Linked DNA regions of Homo sapiens: region 1 is linked to region 2. The links are chromatin contacts, found by Hi-C in ENCODE. All regions are on one chromosome and are shown on one strand. Each heading gives the region's core, a stretch centred on a gene start or an enhancer-like site at or near the end of the contact. The rest is flanking DNA. Distances are from core to core; before and after follow the strand shown.

Region 1 (5,008 bases), core at 166-2,665, 400 kb after region 2:
GTTGAGAACAGTGCTGTGATAAACATACAAGGGCAGGTGTCTTTTGTGATTTATTTTCCTTTGGGTGTATACCCAGTCATGGGGTTGCTGGGTTGAATGGTAATTCTATTTTTGCTTCTTTGAGAAATCTCCAAACTGTTTTCCACAGGGGCTGAACTAATTTGCATTCCCACCAGCAGTGTATAAGCATGCCCTTTTCTCTGCAGCCTCACCGGCATCTGTTATTTTTTTGACGTTTTAACCATAGCCATTCTGACTGGTGTGAGATGGTGTCTCATTGTGGTTTTGACCTGCATTTCTCTGGTGATCAGTGATGCTGAGCATTTCTTCACGTGTTTGTTGGCCGTATGTATGGAGACTGACGTTTATGTTGGATGACAATTATGGGGAAAAAACTCACCAGGACTACGTAATATAATCTTCCTTCTGTGTAGAAAGAGGCATTTCCTATGTCCCCAGACCATCACACTGACTCTACAAGATTGGGTTCTCTTGTCGTTATGGTGCTACAGGGCAGGATGTCCAACTCTGACACTCAAGGGAGATCAGGTGCGTTATAGGTAGTGTGGTTTAGTAGAGTGAAAACTATCCAAGTCACCTGGAATCCAGACATGAAGCCATCTTGATAGAGGGCCCAAGGGTAATCCACTTCAGTAGCCAGGAACCTGTTGAGCAAATGCCAGCTTGTGATAAAAATTTATTGTATGGATCACAGTGTCCCATAAAGTAGAGACTCTAAATGTTAAAAACAACATTGGCTGCTTGACTTGATTAGAACGCAGCAGTTTGAGATGTTTAAATGTGAAGGGCGAGAGGCTTGGCTTCCTATGTTTAAGGAGTTGATCTCGTGATGTTTGGAGAGCCCAGCTTTGAGATGCCTGGTCTCTCCTGATGCTTCCCTTTGATTCCACAAAAGGGAGGGCCCGGTGGCTGCTGAATGGTACAGTCTGAGGCGATGACAGAGGCTGCAGGTCTCTGCCAGCATTGGAGACCCTCAGACACAGTGTGGCTGGTGACCACTGGAGGAGGCAGGGTTCAGGTTCCTGGGCATCTGCAGGCCAGCTCTCAAACCCCCACCCACCTCCCACTTCCCCCCGAACCCCCGGCTCTCCACAGCTTGCACCTATCCTATCTGGAGTAGTAGTGAGAGTTGTATCCCTTAATTCCCATTTTTATTGGGTTTCTGGACAATGCTGGAAAGCATTCAAAATAGCTCATATTTTACTCTTACCTTGTGAGTCTAAGTAAAGACCCATTCATTTCAAGAAAAATAACTTGCTTTTGGTTCTGTCCCTGGAGCTAGAAAGTTTGCTGTTAAGTAGATTGATTACGCATCAGCCTGGAATAGCTAGTTCCTTGCTGTGTGGCCTTGGGCAAGCCACTCAAGTGCTCTGGGCTGTCATTTACTCACCTGTGAACTAAGAGGGCTGAACTGGATGATATTGAAGGTCCCTATTAGCTCTAAGTCAGGGCCCAGCATGCAGGCATATCAAGTTTCTTTTCTTCATTTTCAAAAAGTAAGCTTCTGAGAATATTTTTGACCATATTGCAAAGTCAAATAATTATTGAGTGAGTCTGTTATTTCATGCCATTCCTTTTCTACTAGCTAATCTAGTTTGCAAAATACCCTATGCTGCTGGTGAAAGGAAAAAAAAAAACAAAGTGTGAACCCAAAACTCATGATTCATTCTAAGTTAGTTCAACAGATTAGTTCCTCATTCTCTCAGATCTCCAGGGAAGAGACATCAACACCAGCCCATCGCTGATACCCTTTGTCCTGGCCTCCGGAGCGCTCCCTGCACAGTCCCAAGTCTGCAAGAAGGGGGATCTTTTCTTGAAAACCTACAGTGCTAATAATTGTCAAAAATATATAAATTCTAAATTTAAAATTTAAGGTATTGGTGCCTATGAAATGTCCCCAACACAAAGAAATGATAAATGTTTGAGATGATGGAAATGCTGATTACCCTGATCTGATCACTCACTTTATATGTATTGAAACATCATTATGAACTCCATGAATATGTATAATTGTTATTAGTCAGTTAAAACAAATAAAACTAAAAATGTTTAACGATAAGAAGAAAAAAATGTTGTGTTGTCAACACTAAGTTTTAAAACACGCTATAAGGTGGTTACTGAAAATTGCCTGCTGTGCTTGGTATGTTGTGCACAGCATTATGGTTATTTATTTGGGGGTGTTTCTGGTTGTCTTCTCTTGCCCCTGTCGCCACACACAGCCCATTGTGCAGCATTATGAGTGTCTCTTGGGCCAAATTTTCTGATCTCAGGTCCAGGATTTTTATTTCTTAGTGATAATAGTATGCATTTTTAAAAAGTATAAATGATTAGTATCAAATTCTAATATGTAGCTTTAAATTGGAAAATTTTTAACTAGAAAAATTTTAACATCATATACAGGCTAGAGTCTTTTTTTCTGCCAGTCTTTGTGGATTTTACTGGAAAAATATACATACATCCCATGATAGAATTTATTCTCTAGAAGATGATTGGCAAACTTTGGCCTGCAAGGCCAAATCTGTCCTTCCTCTGCATCTGGTACTACTCTTGAGTTAAGAATGGCTTTTACGTTTTTAAGTGGTTATGTAGGTGCCCACGTAATAGTCTCGACTTTACCTCTTGGTCCCCAAAGCCTGAAATATTTATGATCTGATCTTTTAAGAAAAATTTGCCAACTCTATTCTACAGAAAAGGAATGAACAACTAACTCAGCAATGCATATGGAGAGGAGAGGAGCATGTAAGTAAACCTGAGAACTTTGGTAATAAAGAAAGAGAAAATTTTATTCAGATTATACAGAAGTATTTACATTTATAAATGCCTCTTTGACAATATGATCGGTTTCAGTTTATCTTGTTGGCATGATTCAAAGCCCTGGTGTCAGAGATTGTTCCATTAAGTAGGCAGATTACACACACACACACAGATAAGGACATATCAAGTAAAAGCACAATTAAAGAGAAGTTCGTGGGAAGATCCTGATTTGCATACCCAGAGTGGGTCTGTATACACATTAATCTGACAGCGGCCTGGACGATTTTAATGTTTCTAACTCCGAATATAAACTTGTGTTTCTCTCATGCAGATGTTGCCCTTTCTTCTGCTTATAGGAAAATTCCCATGTAGTTTCAAAGCCCTGTCATGGGCAAGGTAAACAGTGGTGCTAGCTGTGAACAGATAAAATGTATATCCATCGATTAACTAAGCCTTGGAAATGAAACACGTCCTGTCTCTTGAATGCTGTACACAGAGCCAAGAGAAATAGACGGATCATCAGGCTTTACAAAGGGAGTTCACAGTAGTCGCTGATATGAGGGAATAATATCTTTGAAAGTTTCAAAACACAGATAAGATGAACTCATTTGTATTTCTTGGGAAATACTCTTCTGAAACAATGAGAAGCTCTTGCCAGGTTTAGGCTGTTCTGGTATGCAGTCAACACCGCCACCAGCTGGCCTAATTGAGAAAGACTATTTGTGCCTAAATTTCTCTTACAGAAACTATGTGATAAAAATAAAACACCTGGCAGAAGGACGCAAAGCTCTATCATTTCAAAATTCAGTTTTTTTCCTGTTTTGTGAAATGGCTTTCACAGAAATGTGCCTTTAGGTGTGACTGTTATCTTTTGATAGGAGTGAATACGTATTGGTATCATATGCAGCTACAAACCATTTCCAATATACGTATAAAATAATGGGAATTATGGATCTTTGTGGTGCTAATAATTACGTTTGTAAATACCCTGGTTTCCATTTTTTTGTCTTTCCATTTTCAAAATATGTGTATAGTGGAGACAAAGGAGAAGAGGGTGAACCTTACATTAACCGATTATATCTCATGCTGGCAGGCATTCGTGAAATGTTTGGTGAAAGGGAAGTTTAAAATTACTGATTAAAGTGAGGGTCTGTGTTTACTAAAGCATTGTACTTTAAAGCCATTCTTCATTGATATAGAACATTTCAATGGCGTTCTGTTGATTTAATCGTAAAGGTTCTGATGTTTATATCTGCTTATACTCTTCTACTGCAAACATTCACTTCCCAACAAATTTATTCGAACCACACATTACATTTTGGGAAGTTATGTTAACCAAATATTGTTGCTGCTATCTCTGTAATATGACTGCATTTAACTTTACTTTTGAATTTGTTTTTGAAGAGAGTACTTGCAGACAATGGGAGCTGCCTGGAAGAAATACATATAAGCAACATTTGTGTAATGGGCTAAATCCTTTGAAAAGCAGTGGTGGAGGTGGTAGTGGAGGGGTAGGATTGATTTAGGGAAGTCTACGTGTGTGTTAGCTGAAATATCTAAATCTGAAAGCAATGATAATACCATATGTAAAATTTCCAATGCATGTAACTTGAAGTATAGTATATATGCCCAAAGACATACTTTATTCTTTGACAGATTTCTAAGATTTCTAGTGAAAAATGAAATTAAAAACCCCGAGCAACAACAACAACAGCAACAATCTAAGAGAAATATGACATTAAAAACCCATTGATCGTAGTTTTAGACTTTAAAATGACTTGTAATATTAAAAGCTGGGACAGAGAACAAAAAGTGTGTCTGTATTAACACACAAATCAAATATTTTGGTTAAAACCATATTTTGGTTCCTATTCTTAAGGCAACACAACTTATTTTCAGCAATTCCGTCTTCTTGGACTCTAAGCAAGTTTTAAGACTCTTGGAGAATAGCCCAGGGTTTCTTACTTAGTGGTTAAAGTCTATTTGGAGTGCTTGGCACTTGTAATACTTTAAACATTAGTTTAAACTACTCCTCGCTGAAATGATGCTGTTGGCTTTTTGAACTGGGAGACGCCATAACCACCACCTGATCCAACCCTCTTTTTGGGGGGAAATGGAGGCCCTGTGTAGCCAAGGAAGTCATCTCAGTATCAAAATGTGTTTCTGAGTTAGGACGAGGACGTACGTTAGAGTAAGCAGTGGGTGTACTTCCTAATTGAATGAGTATTCTCAT
Region 2 (5,485 bases), core at 1,688-4,187:
ACAAACAAAATATTAAGGTATTTGCTATTGGTTTGCCTGTTTGATACTTCTACAGTGCATGATTTGAATTTGCCAAACTGGCCAATATTCAGTAATTTTTTAAAGATTATTTTATTTAGACATGTTATATGTAGTATTTACACAGAGAGAAAGTGTTTTCTGCCTATTGTGATTAACTGAAAACAAGTCCCAGTTACCTAATTTCTATCATGCATTATATTATTCCCTAAAGCACTAAAACATCTATGAATTCTAATAGTTTTAAAGGAAAATTCTCATATGCAGTGAACCCTTCACACTAATATTAGTATAATCCTATGCATTGAAAGATAATCTTGAATCAGTTCTAACTGTTGTTTTATATCAAAGCCAGATCATGGACTCTACAACTTATTCTCAAATGAAAAATGTGTTATTCTTATAACTAATAACAAAAAGTAAACATGTTCATTGATTTTGGAGGCTTGGGAGGGTCCCAAACCCATCTTGACTTGGCTCGTGAATCAGTGGGTCACTGAGGTGAGGGTTCAGCCTCCAATGATTAGAAGAGTCCTGGGTTTGAGTTGGGTCTGACCTGCAGCAGACCATAATACTTAAGGCCCTGGAGCTATTTGAATCCGAATGTTTTCTTTGGTGTTCACGTAAATGTTTGCTAAAGTTCTATGAAGAATTTACTGTAAAGTGAAAGTGATACCTAAAGAAAAATGAGACCCTACTGTTGTTCTATGAAGAATTTACTGTAAAGTAAAACTGAAGTGTAACGAAAAATGAGATGGCATTCATCTCATCTGTTACAGGTGGCATTCACACAGATTCTGCAAGCACATTTGGAAGGATGACATCCTAGGGCAGAGTTTCTTATCCTCACCACCATGAACCATCTGGACAGGACAGGCGTTTGTTATAGAGCCATCCCGTGCACACCACTATGAACCATCTGGACAGGACAGGCGTTTGTTATAGAGCCATCCCGTGCACTGTAGGATGTTCAGCAGCATCCCTGGCCTCTACCTACCAGACACCAATAGTAGCCCCCTCCTCCGTTGGGACAAGAAAAATATCTCCAGACACTGCCAGACGTCCTCTGGAGGAAAGAGCCACTCTCTCCCCATTCCCCACCCCTAGTTGAGAACCACTATTCTAGAGCATTAATCTTATCTTTACAGCAACAAATAAAGACAATCTTTAAAAAACAAATCAAAAGGAAAATTACCCCAAATTTTACTTAAATTTTGACAAGTAATTTTTACATGAATTATTTTAAAAATTCTGAAGATTAATTTATAAAGATAAATACAGTCAGACATTTTATAAAGCAAAGTACTTGGCAGCTAAAAAAATGCTCAAGACGAAAACTCAAAACCACAAGTTCATGAACCTTAAAAATGCCAGATTCTTTCAGTCAGGTGAATACTGTGTTTAGACTGATGTATATGATTTCTTATGAAGCCCATATTTAAAGGAATGTCCTATCTCATCTAGAAATGGCTCAGTATCTAAACAGTGCTAGTACACCATCCATTTGTGGCAATCTCACACGGTTAATTATGGGTATATTTAAAGTACTTTATAGCTTCCCATTGCCACATGATTTTTAATGTTTTATTTTTTATTTTGTGGTAGGGATGAGGTTTCACTATATTGCTCAGGCTGGTCTACAACTCCTGGCCTCAAGTTATCCTCCTGTCTTAGCCTCCCAAAGTGCTGGAATTACAAGCATGACCACCATGCCCGGCCTGATTTTTAATGTCTTTTATATTAGTTCTTCCTATTACCAACTTCTTGATAACAGGCAAGAGAAGTTATTTATTTCATATCACATTTATATTCTAATATTATAAAACTATGTTTATTGTAATTATTTCTGTCAAACATCTTAAAGGAATATTGCCTTTAAGCAAACTAATGGTCTTTTACAAAGATAAGAGCAGCTGAGACATTCCGTTTCCAACTTGTCCACTTGCTTCACTGCCAAGCTGAGGTGGCCCACTCAGTGTCACAGGGGTTTCTTTGCTCAAGTTCAACTCTAAAATTCGTATATATGTTATTTCCACAAATATGTACAATATTTACATGACTTCTCCTAGGATTATTTCTGGTCTCCGTGTTAGCATTTATTGGCTTCACGACCTTGGACAACTCAATCTCATGCTGCTTCTGTTTCCTCATTGCTGAAAAAAGGGAGATGAAAGAAGCTTTAAATTCCTATTTCACAAATTCTGAGGGTATTTTGGGAGAATACCTACAGGTGGATGTTAACTGGCTGCTCCCTAGAAGCTCTTTCAAGGAAAAAATAGTATCTAATGGCTTAATACACATTTTTAAAATTAAAAAATAGAGAAAAATAGAAGTACACATGAATTTCATTTCCACATACAGATAAAAAATTTGTAAGTTAAACAAGTTAGTCAAAATGTCTCTGAAAGTACCTGTGGAGTATTAAATCACTATGTCAAACGCAACACGAAGAGCTAATGAGCGTGCATTTTTCACAGTAAGGATGATGATGATGATGATAGCCAAACCCCTCTGATTCCTCAGCTGGGAGATGATTAAAAAAAGTTCTTCGTGACTCAGAATGAAATACAAAATAAACCAGCTTTCTGGAAGTATTTACTAGGATCTCATGAAATTCTGAACAGACAGTTTAGCAACGGAAGCGCTCCTGGGGGAAGAAGGTAGTGATGGATCTGTTGCAAGGCCCCATGGTCAGAGACAGAGGAGCAAAGTTACATATGGCAAGTAGAAGAGAGGCTCAGTTAGGCGTTAGGCAAATATGGAAAGGAAGAGAAAAGAAGATCCACAGGGAGAGAGAATGCTTTACCCAGACTGAGTAAATGTCCCATTCTTAAACACTGAGAGAAGAAAGAGTGGGAGGAGAATGGAAGAAATACGCTGTCAACAGGGAACGTGATTTCTTACTCAGGCTAAAGGTATCCAGGGATGAAGCCAATCCCTATGAGTGACTCACGGCTGGTAACCAACGGCCCACGAGGTAGGCTCATGTAACCAAACATCACCTCCTCAGTCAGTCCTGGAAGTAGAGGTTACTACATTGCCCAAACTTTCCTAATGATCGAAAGACTAAAATGAGTCAACATAAGAAAAATATCCTCATCGAAAGACGGAAATCTTCAACTGATCTCCTGCGGAAAGCAAAGGGCTGCTGGGTATGAGAGGCAGGCCTGCCAACAGCCGGCAGCACAGAACAACTTTCTCCGTCACACCCCTGGGTCAGGGCTTTCTCCTCCAGGACGTGGACCCTAGGAAGTCTCACAGAAACCGAGGCTGCTGTTCTTAGTGTAGGAAATCAAAGCGGCTAATTCTACACTCATACTGAAAACTGAAAAATCACATTTAAAAAAAAAGAATGCTGAATATTATGTGTGTTTCACCCTTTATTCACAATAGCTACTGTCATCAAAATTAGGAAATCAGGGATAATCTAATCATTAAATTTTTTAACCTTCCAAAAGTAGAAGGTAGAATGTATTTTTTGTTCCCTCTTAATTATCATGCAAAATGTTTTTTCTTAATTTAGAATACACTCATATTAGTGTTATTTATAGTTTTGTAAAGGTCACCATATTTGTATTTATGGCATGCCAAAGTACTCTGCCAATGTTAAGAATTAAGACATAATTAGCCCCAACTGGTTACATTACATATGTGATGAACAGTAGTTATTCTTCTTATTTACCTCCTAATGTAATAAACAGTCAAAACTAGAAATATTGTTAGCTTTACTAAATAGGCTTGCTTCCCATGTTCCAATTTATAGCATAATCTTTAAGAGTAGATTTTATTACTGGTAAATAACATATTTGAAAAGAAACTAATATACTTATTTATGAACTATTTTTAAATAATTAAAAAAACCTCTCAATATTTTCCCCATAGTTCACAACTTATATAATAATTAATATCTTTATGACAAGTCTGATTGTTTAGTTTTTCAAAGAAATGTAATAAGGCAAGAAAATTTTTGTACATGTCTATTTCCTCATAGATATTAAACAGTTTGAGATAATAAACAAAACCTTTTTCCCTAGAGAGTCTATTCTCTATTACAGATAATGTGAAGCTGTATTTCCAGTAGAAAGCTATCATTATATCCACATTTGTGGCAAAAAGAATACTGTATGTATGTAAATATAAAAATAAAGATATGTAATGGAACAGCCAGGGAGATACACAATTTCAGGTTTGAAGAAACAATACAAAAGGAAAAAGCAGTTTATTAAGTGTGTAATAATAGTATGTTTTTAAAAGCCCTGTACAACCTTAACTAAAAATTACTTTATCACTGAAAACCGTTAATGACCATCTGTGCCTTTTGCTGGTAGAGGGCTTGCCTCAGTGTCGATGGCTGCTAACTGATCAGGATGGTGGTTGCTAAAGGCTGGAGCGGCTGTGGCCATTTCTTACAATAAGACAACAATGAAGTCTGCTGCAATCACTGACTCTTCCTTTCAGGAAAGATTTCTCTGTAGCATCCAGTGCTGTGTAACAGCATTTACCCGCAGTAGAATTTGTTTCAGAATTGGAGTCAATCTCTCAAACCCTGCTGCTGCTTTAACAACTAAACCTATGTAGTATTATAAACCCTTCTTTTGTTATTTTGACAACATTCACAGCATCTTCACCAGGAATAGATTCCATCTTAAGAAAATACATTCTTTGTTGATCCATAAGAAGCAGCTCCTCATCAGTGAAAACTTTATTATGAGATTGCACACGATAAAAGCAGTCACATCTTCAGATTCTACTTTTAATTCTAGCTCTCTTGCTATTTCCCCCACATCTGCAACTACTTCCTCCACTTGGAGGCCAATGGAGGGCTATTAAGTGGCCTAATTTCAATATTGTTGTGTCTCAGGGAACGGGGCGGCGGTGGCAGGGGGTGGTAATGGCCAGTTGGTGGAGCAGCCAGAACACACACAATATTTACGGATTAAATTCACTGTCTTTTATGGGTGCAGTTCATGGTGCCTGAAAACAATCACAACAGCAAAACCAAAGATCACTGATCACAGATCACCGTAACAGATATAATAATAATCAGAAGTTTGAAATATTAGGAGAATTCTCAAAATGCGACACAGAGACAGGAGGTGAACACCTGAAAAAATAGTACCTACAGATTTGCTTAATGCAGGGTTGCCACACACCTTCAGTATGAAAAGAAGAAAAAAGCAATATCTACGAAGCAATAAAATAACATATGCCTAAACTCGTGTATTTAAGTGTACCCAAACAGAAAAAGTACAGTAAAAATGTGACTTTTTAATTATAATACAGTATGATAATCTTATGGGACCACTGCAGTCCATCATTTACCAAAATTTGTTATGCAGGTTATGATTGCCTACTTTTTTATTTTAAAAAACTGAGTACATATGAAAGAAAGCACCTGGTTAATGTCTGTGAATATCAGTATATAATACATAGTAATAGTTATTCATAAAACATATACTACTATATA

Evidence for each region. Hi-C counts contacts between places; a loop is a spot of excess contacts on that map. Pooled maps may share reads with other maps.
Region 1: a map of HepG2 shows a loop between it and region 2 (4-fold over the local background). The contact joins two enhancer-like sites. A Hi-C loop is called at or near these places in 1 of 168 maps with a recorded cell type or tissue (HepG2), 1 of 37 single-sample maps with no recorded cell type and 2 of 50 pooled maps.

Annotation. Positions count from the first base shown.
Region 1 is chr6:2,350,612-2,355,619 of GRCh38, forward strand. All of the region lies in intron 4 of GMDS-DT (GMDS divergent transcript), which reads left to right. Among named protein-coding and RNA genes, the nearest start is that of GMDS-DT, 110 kb to the left of the region's middle. Within about 2 kb of position 1,416, at least 2 of the 41 ENCODE cell types and tissues checked have a DNase peak (open chromatin) inside an H3K27ac peak, as active enhancers do.
Region 2 is chr6:1,949,959-1,955,443 of GRCh38, forward strand. The region is part of intron 6 of GMDS (GDP-mannose 4,6-dehydratase); the gene reads right to left. Among named protein-coding and RNA genes, the nearest start is that of GMDS, 290 kb to the right of the region's middle. RefSeq lists an enhancer at 2,457-3,656. Within about 2 kb of position 2,938, at least 3 of the 41 ENCODE cell types and tissues checked have a DNase peak (open chromatin) inside an H3K27ac peak, as active enhancers do.